2 separate regions of the Mus musculus genome follow, and region 2 is linked to region 1. The links are chromatin loops, found by intact Hi-C in ENCODE. Cell type or tissue: left cerebral cortex. All regions are shown on one strand. Links, peaks and the distances in the headings refer to the core of each region. The heading gives the core; the rest is flanking DNA.

Evidence for each region. Hi-C counts contacts between places; a loop is a spot of excess contacts. Peaks named below come from ENCODE experiments on the same cell type or tissue, not always from the same donor. Only the 100,000 strongest peaks of a DNase experiment are listed, where the experiment ranks them.
Region 2: a loop joins it to region 1, with 4 times the contacts of the local background. A loop is called at or near these places in 5 of 42 quality-filtered maps.

The regions. Positions count from the first base shown.
Region 1 is chr2:166,861,815-166,870,141 of GRCm38, forward strand. It overlaps Arfgef2 (ADP-ribosylation factor guanine nucleotide-exchange factor 2 (brefeldin A-inhibited)), which reads left to right. Exons shown (of 39, transcript NM_001085495.2): 20 at 1,743-1,871; 21 at 2,879-3,037; 22 at 3,866-4,013; 23 at 5,098-5,197; 24 at 5,332-5,372; 25 at 5,474-5,643; 26 at 7,078-7,229. Among named protein-coding and RNA genes, the nearest start is that of Cse1l, 40 kb to the right of the region's middle. In left cerebral cortex, for the core only: a CTCF peak has its summit at 4,665; a DNase peak (open chromatin) is centred at 3,836.
Region 2 is chr2:166,570,782-166,579,108 of GRCm38, forward strand. It overlaps Prex1 (phosphatidylinositol-3,4,5-trisphosphate-dependent Rac exchange factor 1), which reads right to left. Exons shown (of 40, transcript NM_177782.3): 30 at 7,097-7,225; 31 at 5,883-5,924; 32 at 4,765-4,985; 33 at 3,340-3,439; 34 at 2,374-2,517; 35 at 2,158-2,272; 36 at 749-815. Among named protein-coding and RNA genes, the nearest start is that of Gm29679, 10 kb to the left of the region's middle. In left cerebral cortex, for the core only: a CTCF peak has its summit at 4,369 (motif pointing right); DNase peaks (open chromatin) are centred at 4,375, 4,851 and 8,018.

The DNA of each region.
Region 1 (8,327 bases), core at 46-8,045:
TGGGAGAGAATGGAGAGGAAAGATCTGGGTCTGGCTTCTGCAGATGCCAGTTCAGCCATGGCCTCTGCTGTCCCGATGTCTGAGTTGAATCTTAGCTTGCTACTGTGTGGCCATGTGACCTTGGTCGGGTCTGTTCATTTTCTGTCAGTGAGGATGAGGACAGAGCGGCTTTCATGGTTTGGTGGGATGGAATGGTGCTCTGGGAGGGCTGTTTTGTTTTTAGAATGACTTGTTATGGGTGTGCACAGCATGGGGGATGAGGTGGCAGCCTATAGGAATGAGCGCTCTTCCTTTACCCTGTGGGCCCCAGGGTTGATATCAGGCCTCGGGCTTGGAGGAAATGTCCTTCCTCACTGGTCCTTCTCCCAGCCCTGCAGGCCAGCTTTAGGGTGACAGCTCACCCTACTGGCTTCAAGGTGAGATGAAGTGCAAGAAAAGACACACACACACACACACATACACACACACACACACACACACACACACACACACACATACACATACATGTTAAATGAGTAATGTAACTTTTAAAACAGGGTATGTGTGTTTGCGTTTGCCCCAGCCTGCCTGTGGAGGTCAGAGCACAACTTGCCAGAGTCAGTTCTTCTTCCACCATGGGAATTCCCTGCACTGAATTTGTGTTGTCTGGCATAGCAGACAAGTGTTTACCCACTGAGCTATTCTCCAACATCCTTTTCCTCTGTTTTTTGTTTTTTTGTTTTTTTTTTTTTTTTTGAGACAGAGCTTCACTATGTGTCTTTGACTGGCCTGGAACTGTTATGTAGACCAGGCTGGCCTCTGACTCACAGAGAGCCACTTTGTTTTACTGATTAAAGGCAGCTCACTCACGTGCTTAGTCTGCATGCCAGCTTCTGATTGTTTCGGCTGTGTAGAGAACTGACTCTGTGGGACCGATAAGATGGCTCAGCACTTAAGTACACTGGCTGCTCTTGCAGAGGGTCAGAGTCTGTTCCTAACAGCCATCTACAGCTCCTGATTCAGGGGAATATGACACTGTCTTCTACCTCTAGTGTGGTCACCAGGCACTAACAGGACACAGACATACAGGTAAACAAATCACTCATATACATGAAATAAATCTTTAAAACAATCCCAAAAAGCCAGGCAGTGGTGGTGCTCGCCTTTAATCCCAGCACTCGGGATTAAAAACCATACCTGACTTCAATCTCTAAATACACTCAGCAGGGAAAGAGACCATCTTTGAGATATTAGTGACATGCGCTACAGATGCAAATGTTCACTGCCCATTTAGTAAATAGTACAAAAACCAAACCGAACCTGACTTCAATCTCTAAATACACTCAGCAGGGAAAGAGACCATCTTTGAGATATTAGTGACATGCACTACAGATGCAAATGTTCACTGCCCATTTAGTAAATAGTACATCTATAGTGACCATAGTTTATAAGAACTGGGTTTTTTTTGTTTGTTTGTTTGTTTTTGTTTTTTGAGACAGGGTTTCTCTGTGTAGTCCTGCCTGTCCTGGAACTCACTTTGTAGACCAGGCTGGCCTTGAACTCAGAAATCCGCCTGCCTCTGCCTCCCAAGTGGGATTAAAGGTGTGCGCCACCATGCCCAGCTAAGAACTGTTTTATTTTGTGAATGGAATAGATGGAAGTGGACTTGGCATCTTGGTCGTTCCTGTAATGGACACAGTATACTCTGAGTGCTCTTTGCCATGTTGAAATTCTGGGTGTTACTGAAACTTGCTTCCTTGCAGCTGGTGTGGACGCCGCTGCTGGCAGCCTATAGTATTGGCCTGCAGAACTGTGATGACACGGAGGTGGCCTCCCTGTGTTTGGAAGGCATCAGGTGTGCAGTCCGCATTGCCTGCATCTTTGGAATGCAGGTAGGTAGAAGTGAACGCATGTATCTTTAGATTGTTAAAGCTTTGAAACTACCAGGAATTTCCAGTTGACCAGTGTTTCAGCAAACCACTTATTCCCACTGAGAAACAGCCCGTGGCTTTGTGCTAACAATGGCTCTGCTGGGAAGAATCCTGAGGGTCCAGATTAAAACTGACTGGCAATGATAGAAGAACCTCTTCGTCCACCTGCCACATTGACTTGCTCCGATGCTTATGTGTCTTGCTGAGGCCATAGCTCCCTACAAGAGTGTGTGGTGTGGTCAGCTCGCTGAAGCCCTCTGTTTCATCCTCGGCATTTCCACGGTGGCTGCCACTTTGTGTAACTCATTGTTTCTATCATTTCCCTATCTCTCCCCCTGCTCTGGGAAAGGAGATGGTTGAATGCAGCATTGATGTTTCTATAAACCTTGTTTGAATCCTGAAACGTTAAACAAATCAGTGCAGTCTTTGAGCTGTTTTGCAGTCACAAGGCTGGTCCTTCCTACTTCTCGCTTCTAGATCAGTGAGAATCTGCCCATTAGTTTGTTCAGAAAACTTCAGTCTTCTGTCCCCATCCATTTTTCTTTTGATGGTTCTGAAGGTTCTGAAGGCAGGATCTCAAAGTCCACTCTGGTACTTCTCCAGCCTGATGGTGTTGGCCCTATAAACTCAAATCACAGCTTGTCTCCTCATTTATACCTCCCTTACAGGACTGCTGTAAATGTTAGCACTTATTCCATAGTCTTGGCATCCAGCAGAGACATTGGAACACGGGAGAGATAGTGTATGATTGAGGTCACTGCAGAGGGCCAGTTCTCAAGTGTAGTTGTGCACAGCGAGCCTCAGGTGGTCCAGTGTTGGAAGCATGCCTGCATGGGATAGCTGGATCCTGGCGCACCAAAGCCTACTGTGTGCATTTGGAAATGGCAGGGAAGCTCGGTGCACCAGCCCACCAGATGAGTGGCCACATTGTGGGTGGAGTCACAGCGCTCCTTGGGCTTCTCTTTCAGCTGGAACGAGATGCCTATGTTCAGGCCCTTGCTCGCTTTTCCCTGCTGACAGCCAGCTCCAGCATCACAGAAATGAAGCAGAAAAACATCGACACCATAAAGACACTCATCACTGTGGCTCACACCGATGGCAACTACCTTGGCAACTCCTGGCATGAGGTATGCGTCTCTGCCTTTTCTCAAGATGGCTCTAGGCCTTTGATTCCTTTCTCTCTACTCCTCTGATTGGTAAAGTGGAGCCTTCCTTTACCTCATGAATCTGCAATCTGCCCACGAAGACAGAGTTCTTCTACACTGATGCCCTTTCTACACTGATGGCAGAGAACAGATCAATGAACACATGGCCCAGTTACAGATAGCAATGAGCACAACTTGGAGTGGTGGTGGGAGAGTGCTCACTCAGGAGGAGTTTAAGAAAGTCATCTTGGTAGGGGGCACACATCTGGTCACAGCTGAAGGAGTGAGCGGGGAAGTATCATTCCAGACATAAAGAACAGAAACACACGCACCCCAGGCCAGAGAGAGAGACGGCAGGGGAAAGGAAGTGCAGAGGCCAGGAAGGCCGTGCGTGTGCAGTCTGAGGAAGCGAGCTGGGGGGCAGGAACCAGTCTGAGCGCACAGGTCGAGTGTCATGAAAAATCGAGCCCTGCTCCAATCAGTGTCTTTCTTGAGCAAATATACGTGTAACTTTGTATGTGTAGAACCCAGCTTACGAGTTCTCCTAGTTATTATTCATGTTTGTTTGCGACAGGTTTCTCTGTGTAGCCCTAGCTATCCTGGAACTCTATACACCAGGCTGTTCTCAAACTCAGAGATACATCTACCGTCCTCTGCCTCCTGAGTGCTGGGATTAAAGGCGTGCGCCACCACTGCCCAGCTCAAGTTTTATTTTTAGTGTAAACATCTGCATGTACCAGAAAACAGCGACTGACAGAAGATTGCAGCATCCTTTCTGGCACTCCACGTCTCACACCTTCTCTTTCGTAGATCTTGAAGTGCATCAGCCAGCTGGAGCTTGCTCAGCTGATAGGAACTGGGGTGAAGACTCGCTACCTCTCTGGCTCTGGGCGGGAACGAGAAGGGAGCCTGAAGGGCCACAGTCTGGCAGGAGAAGAATTCATGGGTCTTGGCCTCGGTAAGATACCAGCCCCAGCTGGCCAGCACAGCATCACAAGTTAACAGTGATAAGGCTCTTGTTGTCACACCAGGACTGTGCAGCGTCCTCTTCCTTCTTGTACAGCTGATAGCATGGCTGTCAATGCCATGGGCTTGCTGCTTCAGCTGTGTGAGCATGGTGGGTCCTGTTCCTTCTTCACACGGGGCCATGCTGAGGCCCCCTGCAGTAGGGGCTTCACTGTCCTGCCTGTGTCTCTACTATCTCTCTCTGGAAAGGTTGGATTGTCTCCACATTTCATCTGTAGTCTCAGAGTAAATAGTTGTTCCCACCTCTGCTGTGAGTTGAAGGACTCTGGTCTATGATGTAGTGATAATAATAGTCAATATGGCAAGCAAGCATGCCAGGCCACATTCTGAACACCCAGTTTATGTATTTGAGCTCATGTGAGTCTCAGAATGACCCAGTGAGATGAGGACTGCTACCTGCCCATTGTATAAACTGAGGAACTGAAACACAGGGACAGTGACATGACAGTCACGTGGCAGGGGGGCAGCCTAGGCTGCTGGGTGCAGGGACAGTGAAGTTGAAGTTCTGGGGACACGGGCAGTGACAGCACCTACTTCTTGTGTGCCCTGATGATGACTGCAGTGAAGTCCTGCACAGCTCACCAGTGTCCAGCAGAGGGGCCACTGTGTTCTCGGAGCCCTAGGCTACTCACTTGCTTCAGGCTTGTTTCCTAAACATTGGGAGATTGCCTACAGGCAAGAGGGTCTGCAGTAAGGCTCTGTGTTAATCCCAGAGTGTAAGTGCATTACTCTGTCCGCAGTGGAGCTGTGTCTGTTCTTAGTCTGTTTTACTTGCTTCCGGGTTTTCATTCACAGCCACTTCCTATTGTTTGTGTGATTTGCTTTTTTTGAGGCAAAGTTTTCTGTAGCCCAAGCTAGCCTCAGACTTACTACGTTGTAGCAGAGACTGGCCTTGAACTTCTGACCCTTATGCCTCTGCCTCCTGAGTGCTGGGAATACAAGTGTGCCGCCTGGGTACTTTGTTCCAAGTACTTGATGTGCCTGGAGTCCCGCTGATTCTGTGTGTTATGTTTTAGGTAACTTGGTGAGTGGTGGTGTAGACAAAAGACAGATGGCCAGCTTCCAGGAGTCGGTTGGTGAAACAAGCTCACAGAGTGTGGTTGTCGCAGTTGACAGGTGATGACTGTGTTCTGCAGTGATGCTGCACTGACTGTGCCTGGCATCACTTGGTAGCCTCTGGGTGTGGCCACTGTTAATGTCTCTTCTCTGCCTTTTCTGAGTACTTGAGAAATTTCAATTTTTCCCCCTAGAATTTTTACTGGCTCTACCAGACTGGATGGAAATGCAATAGGTATGTATCTTGACTTTTGTGCCAGCAATGTATGCCTCCCATTGTAATTGTGTGACTGTCTCTAACTGGGCTTCCCATGTGTTCCTGTCTCTTTCCTGTAGTTGACTTTGTCCGTTGGCTGTGTGCTGTGTCCATGGATGAGCTGGCTTCTCCCCACCATCCTCGAATGTTCAGCCTGCAGAAGATTGTGGAAATATCATACTACAACATGAACAGGATCCGGCTGCAGTGGTCTCGGATATGGCATGTCATTGGAGATCACTTCAATAAGGTGACTGCCAGCATCTAAAGACCACGTTAGCTGCAGCTGAAAGAGAGCAGGTGCTAAGTTCACAAAGGATGTAATGGGAAGAGTTGGCCCCATTTCGGGGGTTTGACATCTATTCATTTTTCCCTGTGAAATCATGGACACTTTGAAAGGAACAATGTTGTGCTTATATTTGGATAGGAGTCAAGTAGGATGAATTAAAAGTCCAGTGGTGGGCTGGAGAGATGGCTAAATGGTTAAGAGCATTGACTGCTCTTCAGAGGTCCTGAGTTCAATTCCCAGCAACCACATGGTAGTTCACAACCATCTGTAATGGAATCCAATGCCCTCTTCTGATGTGTCTGAAAAGAACAACAGTATACTCACATACATAAAATAAATAAAAATAAAATAAATACTATACTAACTCATATCCATGGCTGGGACTATAGCTCAGTTGATAGAGTTGCCTACCATTCACAAGTCCTGAGTTCAATCCCCAGTACTGCATAAGTAGGACATGGTGCTATATCCTGTAATCGGCCATCAGTGGCTGTGGGGCAGATTCTAGGCCAGCCCGGATGCATGACCCCTCCCTGCTTCTTCTTTCCATCTCTTTCTTTTTTTAAGGTCTTTGAGGCAGTTTCTCTATGTATCTCTGCCTGTCCTGGATCTCATTATGTAGATCAGGGTGACTTCAAACTCACAGAAGATCCTCCTGCCTTTCTCTCCCAAGTGTTGGGACTAAGGGCATACACCACCATGCACAGCCAACCTGCACATAGTATTGCTACTCTGTTTTAAATGTAGTGGCTGGACACCCTGCTGATGCTTGGTGGAGCCCTATGGTCCCCTCCTATGACCCGTGGTGAAGCCATGCTCACACAGTTGAGCATCAGAATTCCTTACACACAGGCCCCCATTGCTACTCTTAAAACTGTCACTGGTTTGTAAGTCAGAGACAAGCTAGAAGACATCAGGACAGCCATTCTAAAACAGTTAGCTTCTGGTGTAGGCCAACATGGCTTCACTTGTCTACTCACGGTTCACTCTGTTCAGAGGGCCGGAGCCAGGACTCAGTCTGAGCTCCTGCCTTGCTTTGGGCCTGAGAACCTAGAGACTGGACTGGGCAGTGCAGGCTGAAACCCCAGGGGAAAACAATAGAAGAACACACCTGACTTCAACAGCTCCCCTCCACATGCACTGCACACAACCATACACATGTGAATTGCACATACCACATACACAAAATAACAAGCACCTAAAAGGAGAGAAAGAACAAGCACATGCTGGCATGTGGTGCACACTTGGGATCCCAGCCCGGAAGGAGGCAGGGGGCTTGCTAGTCTCTCAGCCGAGAAGTAGCATCTTCAGTCTCTAGATGAGCTTCCCGCAGAGACTGCAGGGGGCTGCCTGCCTTTGTTGTTGTGCTGAGCCTGCTGCTTCCTGTCCCACCAGGTCGGCTGTAACCCCAATGAAGATGTGGCCATCTTCGCAGTTGACTCTCTGCGGCAGCTCTCCATGAAGTTCCTGGAGAAGGGAGAATTAGCCAACTTCCGATTTCAGAAGGATTTTCTGAGGCCATTTGAACATATTATGAAGAAAAACAGGTAGTGCATTTCATTGTGAAGGCCCTGGGTCTCCTTCCCCGTCGGTGTCTAAAAGTCTCTCCCACCCCTAACTGTATGAATTCTCTTCTGTCTTCTTGGTGGTAGTGTTGAACAAACGCCTTTAATCCCAGCACTTGGGAGGCAGAGGCAGAGGCAGGCAGATTTCTGGGTTCGATGCCAGCCTGGTCTACAGAGTGAGTTCCAGGACAGCCAGGGCTACACAGAGAAACCCTGTCCCAAAAACAAACAAACAAACAAACACCCCTCCTTTTATAAATAAATGGTTCAAGGGATTGGGATTATCTCAGCCCCTGCTTAGAATGTCAACAGTCCTAGTCCAAGCCCCATCTCCCTCACCCCCCCACAGATATATGTACATATATGTGTGAACATGTATAAATATGTGTATATATATATACACATCTCCAAGAAATTTGAAAATTCCGTGTAGAAAACAACCAGGAATGATGTTTTATGAGGTTTTGAAGTTGGCTGTATAGGAAGTTAGCCCTTCTTTGCTGAGGGCCACATCTTTACTTTGTGGGCTTTCTCTTTGCCTTCTCCAAGTGACTGCCATGTGCCCAGTCAACACCAGCCTGCACAGCCTGCTCCTTCCCACGTGTGAGAGAGCAGAGTTTGCCATGACTGTGTGCCTTCCTAGCTTTGCAGGCGTGCATGTGCACCTGCCATGAATATTTGGGCGGTATGTGGCTAACCTTGCTACTCTGGCAGGGATTGAGCCATTTATCCTATCATCATGTACAATTAAATTTAAAATATTGTATCTCCAATCCTTGTGTGTGTTTAGCATGAACATATACCTTGCCTCAAAGGTTTGGTAGCATGGTGACTGACTGAAATGAGGACAGGGCAGAAAAGCCAACAGAGTAGCTTCAGTCACAGGCAGTGTATTGTTGAGCAAGAAGTCAGAGATAACTAGCCCCAACTCAGATCCTTATAAACCCAGATTCCTCCATTCCATGTTCTGTCTAACATTGAGCAGCCCTTTCTCCTTAACCTTATGGTTGCATGGTGGTCACTCTGATTCCAGAGTGGGACAGGAAAGCTGAGCTAAGCGAGTATGCGTTATGATGTGCT
Region 2 (8,327 bases), core at 235-8,234, 290 kb before region 1:
CACTCTCCAAGTGGCAAGTCCAAGGGCTTGACCAAAATGCCAAGACTTTCCTTATCCTGTCTCCCTCAACCGTGAACCATTATGATCTTCTGGTCTGTATCCAACAGACTACAGAATCCCCAAAGATAGCACCCACACTCCTCGGAGCTCACAGCCTCTGAGCCCCATGGCCAGTTCCTCACAACCTACTCCAAGTTCAAGGCCTGGGCCTGGGGAACTAGGAGACCCAGAGAGATGCTTTGTGGATGAGAGGCAGAGGGACAGAATCCACTTGAGGCCACCATGACAAAAAAGAACTAAGCCCCAGCTAGATCTCAGAGCATCCATCTCTCGCAAGCAGCTGGAAGGCTCTGTTTTGTCGCTTTCCTCAGGGGACCGGCAGGGCACTAAGCTGGTAAGAACAGACATGACACATGCTCTTAGCCAAAAGGCCAAGAAATGGCAACGCCTCTGGTTTTGATGGAGAAATTCTGATTTGTAAATGCCTGGCAGGAACCTGAAGCAAAAGGGATACCATGCAAAGCCACACCTAGTGTGGCAGTCACCACTCTGATCTTTAGGGGTCTCAGCTCAAGAAATGTGATCAAGAAAGTGTTCATCAGAAAGCCCCAAGCAACAGAGGCCAGCAAGAGCCTGTCACCCAGAAGAAACAGGCTGACGGGGGTTGCAGGGGGCCTCTGGGCCTGATTAGAGTAGACTCAGCCTGTAAGTGACCCCACCCGGCCCAAACTTCCAGAAGCAAGCATACCTGGTCAATCTTCACAGCTGTGGCGCCAGCATCCGTGGGCAGGTTGGACCGCTCCAGGTAGAACGCCCTGAAGGAGACAGATAAGGCTGAGGATTCTGCTACTACCCACACACTCACACACAGGCACACGCACACGCCCGGCCCTCCCCTGCCCCAGGTCCCAACCCCTACAGTTACGGCCCTGTATCCTCCCCAGACTCTCAGAAGCAAATCACTGAGTCACCTGCTCTTCCAGTGACCCTAGGGAAGCAAGAAGGGTTCTCTGGGCTTCACCACCACCTCTGCCTTCCTGCCCTGGACAACAGTGCCCTGCTCCTCCAGCCCCATTGCTGCTTTCTCTCCTCTAAACATTGAACAATTGGCACAAAATTGTTCTGGGTTTACCAGCCTGTGGTCTTTCTCACTCTCTAAATCCTTCTATATGGGGCCAACCAGAAAACACTGGCCCTTTTAACCAGGGAGTCCTTGTCTTCCATTGTACACAGAAGGGGGGGGGGGCCCACAAAGAATTCAGGAAGAAACTGTCTTGGCTGTGTGTGAATAAAACTTTATTTATATATAAGGGGTGAGCCAGAGTTGGAGGCCCAGTCTTGACAGAATAAGCATTCATGAAGAACAGGACTGCTTCCCGGGTCCCAGGGCAGTGCAGGGCCCACAGAAAGTCTCCATGAGCAAGTGGAATTAGCAGCTAATCAGACAGACGGGGACAGACAAAGGACAACAACTAAGTTGTAAATTGTGTGCCTAGTAAATGAATGGAAGCTTCGTTTTCCAATTCGCAAATGGTCAGAACAGACCTGAGAAGAGAGTGCCCCTCTCCATGGAAACCCAGGCCCATGGTCTCTCCCTCTTGGTATTGCAGGGAAAGCAATGAGACAGGACTTGAGAGAGGCTGTGTCTGGGAGCCTGGTCTAGGGATCTGGTAAAGGTGAGACTGTGGGTGTGTTGGCGGGTGCGGTCAGGGTGTGGCTGCAGGCAGGGCTGTAGGTAGCTGTAGTAGGAGTGTCAGACCTTAGCTGTTTTCCTGGGTCTAGCTGTTTTCCCTCTGGACAGCATTCTGTCCACTGCCCTCTGCACCTCTCTCTGGAAGTTCTCCTCAGAGCAGGATCCAGGGCTAGGAGTCCAAAGATCCCAGAAGCAACCCTCCCTGCTCAGTCCTTCTTTGCACAGGGAGGAATGGGCCAAAGAGACTTGAGTTCATCTGTCTGTGTAATCTGGTACAGGCTGTGTGGGCCTCAGCATACTCAGCTGTACAATGGGTCAGCAGCGGCCTCCATGCACACTGCTGTATGTGCTCCAGAGAGTGTCAGGCTTGCCCGTGGCTCTGAATGATGTGTCCACTCCCTGTAGGTTGCCACCCCCACCCCAGAGCCCTCATCCCGCCCTTACCCCCAGCCCACGGTAGCTACCTGAGCTTTCTATAGTACTGCTGCACCTTCTCCAGGGACTGTGCGTTGATCTCCTGCTGCAGCTCTTCTGCTGCCTGGTTTCCAGGGGGCGGGGGCCCTTCCACGCTCTCCAGTGCTGTGAGGGAAGGCACAGGAGGGTAGGTGCTGGGCCCTAGGGCGCTCAGTGGTCTTGCCTCTGCCCCTTTCCCTGCCAGGTCCCTCAGCCTGGCTGCTCACCTTTTGTGAAGAGCACCGTGTGCAGCCTGAGGCTGGCCCCACCCTCTAGGCGAGAGGGCAGCCTGGAGAAGTGGAAGCCATCGAGGTAGAAGACTACCTTCAGTGCCTGCCTACTGCCCTCGATGTGGTAGAAGACATTGGTGTCTGTGGAGGCAAAGCAGGGTGGCTCACTAAAGAGGCCAGAGTGGCACTCCAGAGGGAAAACCTTATACTTCCAGCCCTCCTGACCCACAGGGGTAGCCTCAGACTCTCCTCTTGTCTTCCCAGCCTCCAGGTGGCATGCTGGAATTTCTATGTTTGACATCTGAGGCTTCCCTGCCCTAATATCGCAGAGGGGCAGCGTCAAGCCCCTCCCCCTCCCCTCCCCTCCGTGCTTAGCTTTGAACCGCCCTATACAGCCTCCAGACTTGCCTGTGATGACCTCCCCTTTCACTGGCACCCACAGCCTCTGGCTCCCCACTGCTTTAGTCTTGGCCCTAACACTGTCCCTGCCCTGAGAGCTGGCCGTAGTGTCTTCAACCTCCCCGACCTTGTCCTGTGACTCTCTTGCCTGACAGCTCAGAGCAAAAGCTGTTTAAAAAAAAAAAAAAAAAAAAAAAAGCCAGGCTCTGTAGCTTATCAGCATCCATAAGGAAGAATTGTGGCCGACAAACATGACTCAGAGCCCACACCTTTTACCAGGCAGGCATCACTAATCAATCACTGCTTCCCCCTGAACCTTCACACAGGTAGCTGCTGTCAGCTGAAGACTTTGCCAAGTAATTTGTTGTAACAGCCAGAGAAGTAGCTGATACACCCCCCTCCTTTTTCTATGTGCTCCCCAAAGACTGACTCTGAGTCTCGGGTTGGGCCGTGAGGCTTGAAGCACTGGAGACTGGTCCACTTGGGCTGCTGGCCTGGCAGCGGAGGAGAGCCAGCGTGGCTCTGAGCAGCTCGACTCGGGGCAGGAAGGGAGGGCTTACTCACTGGCCACAGAATTCTCATCCAGCTGCTTAAAGGAGAAGGTGACATTGTCCAGCTCCGACAGCGTCACCCAGATGTCCTCCAGCATGGTCCGTTCCTCCTTCTGCGGGAAGAGGCGGTGGTAAGGGAGACTCAGATGCCACCCTGTCCTGGGCTGCCCTGGAGATGCCATGCTTTGCACCTACGGGGCTGGGAGGCCTGTGGGTGTCTTGGGTGTGGCTCTACAGGTGACATCATGGTTCATCCCACCACCTGCCCTGTACCCCATAGGGGTCAGAAGTCACTTCTGCTCTGCCTTGCTGTGTGGCCCCAGTAAAGCCACACCCGGTACCATCCAAAATGCAGCCAACTCCATGAGCATCTGCACTTCCTCTCTTAAGCCCCCTAGACCTGCTCTGTATCCCTTTCTCAAGGCCGTCCGCTCCTGGTCGTCTTACCCCATCCAGCAGCTACGACTGCCTGGACACAGTCTGCCTCCGTCCAGCCTCCCGGCCAACACCCAACTCTAGTTGCAGCTGTTCTCACCAGGACACCTCAGAGGGTTCTTTCTCCATTTAGTCCCCTAACCGCCTCTCTCCAAGGTTACACGCTTTCTTTTAAAACTTAGCCCAGATCACAGGAGTCCCCTGCCCTTCAGCTTCCGAGTCACTTTCTGCCTGCAGACCATCCCACTAACCTTGCTTTCCCTGCCTGTCCCCACTGGCCACACGGGCCTCTGCCCAGGGCCTCTGCCCGTGCTGTCCCTCTGCATACTTTTCCTCAGACCTTCCTATTGGCTGACAGATATCATAAATCAAAAGTCACCACCCAGAAAGTCTGGCTACTCCCCCCAGAGAGACTCCAAGGCCTTTGGGCTGTCTCCCCTGTCAGTCTACTTCTCTAGGAAATAAGCTGTAGACCCAGTGGCCAGCTCGGTGCTGGTGACATCAGTGAATGAGCTGGATCTGGTATTCCATCCTTAGAGGTTAGAGGGCTGCTGTGGAGTGGGGCCAGAGGCAGATCTCTGAAGACCGGCAGCAGTGCTCACCAGTGGCCAGCAGGGGGCGATCTAGGGCTGTGCTGCCCGTGGGCGGCCTGAGATAGCCTCTGGAACCACACATAATGGAACTGCTACTGGGTAACGAGCCAGCCCTCCTGCCCTCTACACTTGCACTAGATGCAAGTAATATTCTCTCCCCTCCCTGGATTCCTCAGCTGCCAGCCCAGACTGCCACGAGACACCCGCTTGCGGCTCAGAACCATGGGTCTTTTCTGTCTGTCTCTCTTCCCCAGGACACCACAGAGCACAGGGACTTTTGTTCATCCACGAACTCCAAAACCTAAAAGCAAATGCTCAGCAAATCACTGCCACATGAACCCCTGGGTAACTGGGAGCAGAGAGTAGCCACAGCACTCTCTCCCGTGCTGCCAATGACCTCAGCCGCTTACCACGGAGGCTGGTGCCAGCAGAGACTGCCAGTGCAGCAGGACACCTGTAGCCGCCACCTGCTCCAGCCACTTGCGGCTGGCATCTCTGCTGCTCTCTTCATACTCGCCGTTGTTGTTGTAGCGGTAGTCAAGGGCGGCCAGCAGCTGCTCCGAGAAAGTGCACACGGCGGCCACCAGAGCCTGACAGAAGACAGCATCCCTGCGCAGCTGCAGCTCCGTGTCTGTGGGGGGGGGGGGGGGGGCGCTCTGGGTAAGTGGTGCTGTGCGGACTGGCAGCATCTCCACCCTCAACACCCGAACCCTGGACCTGCCATGCCCACGGGGGCCTGTGGAGAACTCTGAAGGGGCAAATAGGTTGCCAAAAGCCAGTTGCAGAAAAATAAATTCTTCAAAAGAAGACAGATCTGCCCCAAGTCTCACTCTCCCACTGCCCAAGTGCCTGCTTCTTGGAGAATCGAATGTGTGGCTCTTCCCGAGGCGGACATACGCCCAAACCCTGCCCCACTGCCCTACAGTGAATCACGGGACCTCTCAGCCTTGGCCACACGAATCCTAGCAGTACTAAGCTGCATATTCAAGATGGGTCCCAGGAACACTTCCCCCTGCCTCACCTCCCCCAAGTCCTGCCCCAACTGGTCAAGCCAGGCAGTTGGTAATCTGTATAAAGAGTAGGCACATCCACACATGCACATATGCATACTCAAGTCTACATGTGCACATGCATGTGTGTGCATGGACACACATACTACACGCACACGCACACACATGAAGGTATCCTGCAGTTACATCCTCTATTATTTCCAGGCTCCGCTCTACTAGCTCAGAGCCCATGTTCCTCACCCTCCGTCTTCCACCAGTCCCCCTGCCAACACCCACCAGGCCTAACAGGTAGCACTAAACAGGGCTCATGTTCCCCAGGACCTGAGTCTAGTCCTCTGCCTGGCCCCAGAGGAAAAGGTGAGAAGTTCTCGGCGAGACTGGGAGAAAAGGCTGCCTCCCCAGTGCAGATGCTGAGGGCCCCATTGAGATGCTGTTGGCCAGCAGAGGGACATCACCCCAGCCTGTGGCCACAGCACCCACTGTGTCTCCCAGGGACCCCTTCACAGCCCCATTCCTACCTGTGCACTTGAGCAGAGCCAGAAGCAGCTGGTTCTTTCCATCTGAAAGGAGGGAGGAGAGAGGAGGAGGGGTGAGCAGAGATGGCAGAAGCGGGGCAAGCCAGTGCCTACAGCACCCGGGCTCTGGCCCCTCACAGATGCTTGAGCTGTGCTCAATGCATGCTGGGTAAGTTCCAGAGCCCCTGAACATCAGAGATGGAGCCCCTACCACCAGTGTTCCTGTATCCTCATCAGAGAGCTGTGTTGGGGGTAACCTCTTGCACATTGTGTAAAGGTGTGACTCTGTATATTGAACGGTTAATTCTGTACCCACAGAGAGCTATAGGTTTCCTATTTTGTAAATATTCACCTTCCTCGCTTGCTGATTGACTTAATAAAAAAACTGACAGCCAGTAGCTGGGCAGGAAAGGGAAGGCAGAACTTCAGCGAGAGGGAAGGTCTCTGGGAGAAAGAGACTTGAGAGATTCACCCCCGGGACATGGAGAGGAACAGAGGTGCCAGGGCCAAGAGAGAGGGACATAGTGCTAGACTAGTCAGGATAATTTACATGAGGTAGCTGATAGTCTGCCCTGCTATACTCCTAAGCTGTAATAAATATTCACAAATCTCTGTGCCATTTAACCACTGGCGGGTACGAGAAGTCCCGCTATACAGCTGAAAGCAGAAAAGAAGGGATTCTTGGTGGCAGTCAGGTCCCAGACTCATGTTAGTGACCTACTTCTGTTTAGGAACCAGGTGGCTTGGCCTGAGACAGTCACGCCTCTGTAACTCCTCCCTCCTCCAGCCCCCGGCCCCAGGGGCCTGACTCAGGTGCCCAAAGGCTCAAATAGGTAAACGACATATGTCGGGTAGACATGAGTACCTCATGTCCTCACACAAGTGTGGCCACAGGGCAGCTGGCCACTAAGGAATCAGGACTTTCTCATATCACTGACAACTCAGACAAGTGGCTCCAATCTGTGACAATCAATGACAAGTGGATGGGATCCAGTTTTAGAAGCAGAGATGGAAGGAAGCCAGAATTCAACCTCCTGACTACAAGAAGCCTCAGTAGAAATGGCCCCATTTCCATGGGTCCTCTAGCCCAGGGCCTCAGCAGGTCAGGACATTCACTAGGAAATGGCTTCACTGCTCTGTCCCCGCCCCCCAGACATGAAGACAGGGCCACATAGCTAGGCCCGTTCCAGGCAACACCACAGTCTATACCCACGGACCTTCCACGTATTGCTGGATGTTGTCCACCAGGGTCCTGATGGAGCTGGGCAGGTTCCAAGGGTCCTCCTGGATACTGATCTGAATCAAGTTCCGCCCTCGGACCGTGCATTCCTCTTTCTGTTTGAACTCTGGGGCAGCAAAGTAGCAAAAGGATGTGAGGTCAGGAGAGGGCCACAGGCACCATCACCAGCTCACGAAGCTCACTACCCTATGTCAAGGAAACTGATGGGTCTCACGGGTATTCACGGGTTGTGCATGGCAAGCCTAAGGAAGGTATCACAGCACAGCATCCACAACAGACACCCGGCCTCTCACTGCCTCCCGGTCTCCCCATAGCTACAACCAGCCCAGTACAGACATTACAAATCAATCACGGCTGGTCCTCCTAGAGCTGGAAACTGAAGCCACAGGCTCCTCAGATATTACCTCCTCATAGCCATAACCAACTGAGCCGGCAGATGAGTGGTAGCTCAGTGGCCTTTCCCTACACAGAAACAGCAGCCCAGGCTTGGAGCGGGAAAGAGATGGGATTTATCTAAGGTTGATCATTGAATCGGCCATGGGGCAGGACCAGTCAAAGGTTAGGCAGGCACCTGACCCTGTCCTTTTCCCTGTTTGGGTTTCTGAGACCCCTGTGGCCGTGCCCTCCATGTCACCTCTGACACTGGGTAGCACCCCTGAGACAGTCCAAGAGTTCCTGATTCTCTGCTATGTCTCATCCTATGGGAACATGGCTGCCTATCTGAATCAGGTCTGCTATACACAGTGGGTGATCCCAGAGGTCTGGAGAGCAAGGACTTATCTCAAGGGCACAAGTGTCCAGAGCAGGCCTGGAGTAAGCTGGAATCAGTCTACTGGAGCCTTGGTACAGAAATGGACAGATGGATGAGAGGGTGGATAAGCAGATGTGAGTTTGTGGGTAGACGGTGGATGTGGGCGTGAGTGGGTAGGTGGATGGCGATGGTCGGCAGATGTGTAGGTGGAGAATGAATAGGTAGGAGAATGTGGGTAGGTGGGTGAAGGGCAGCGACAGGCACAGGGAGGGAGGGAGGAAGGGAGGGAAGGAGGAGTGGATAGAGGGTGGGTGATGGACAAATGGATGGTCAGAGGGTAGGTAATGTGTAGGGATGGATGAAAGGTAGGTGGGTGGGCCAATAATGATGGAGGGAGGGAGGGAGGGAGGGAGAGAGAGAAGAAGGGAGGGAAAGGGGGAGAGACGGAGAGAGAGGG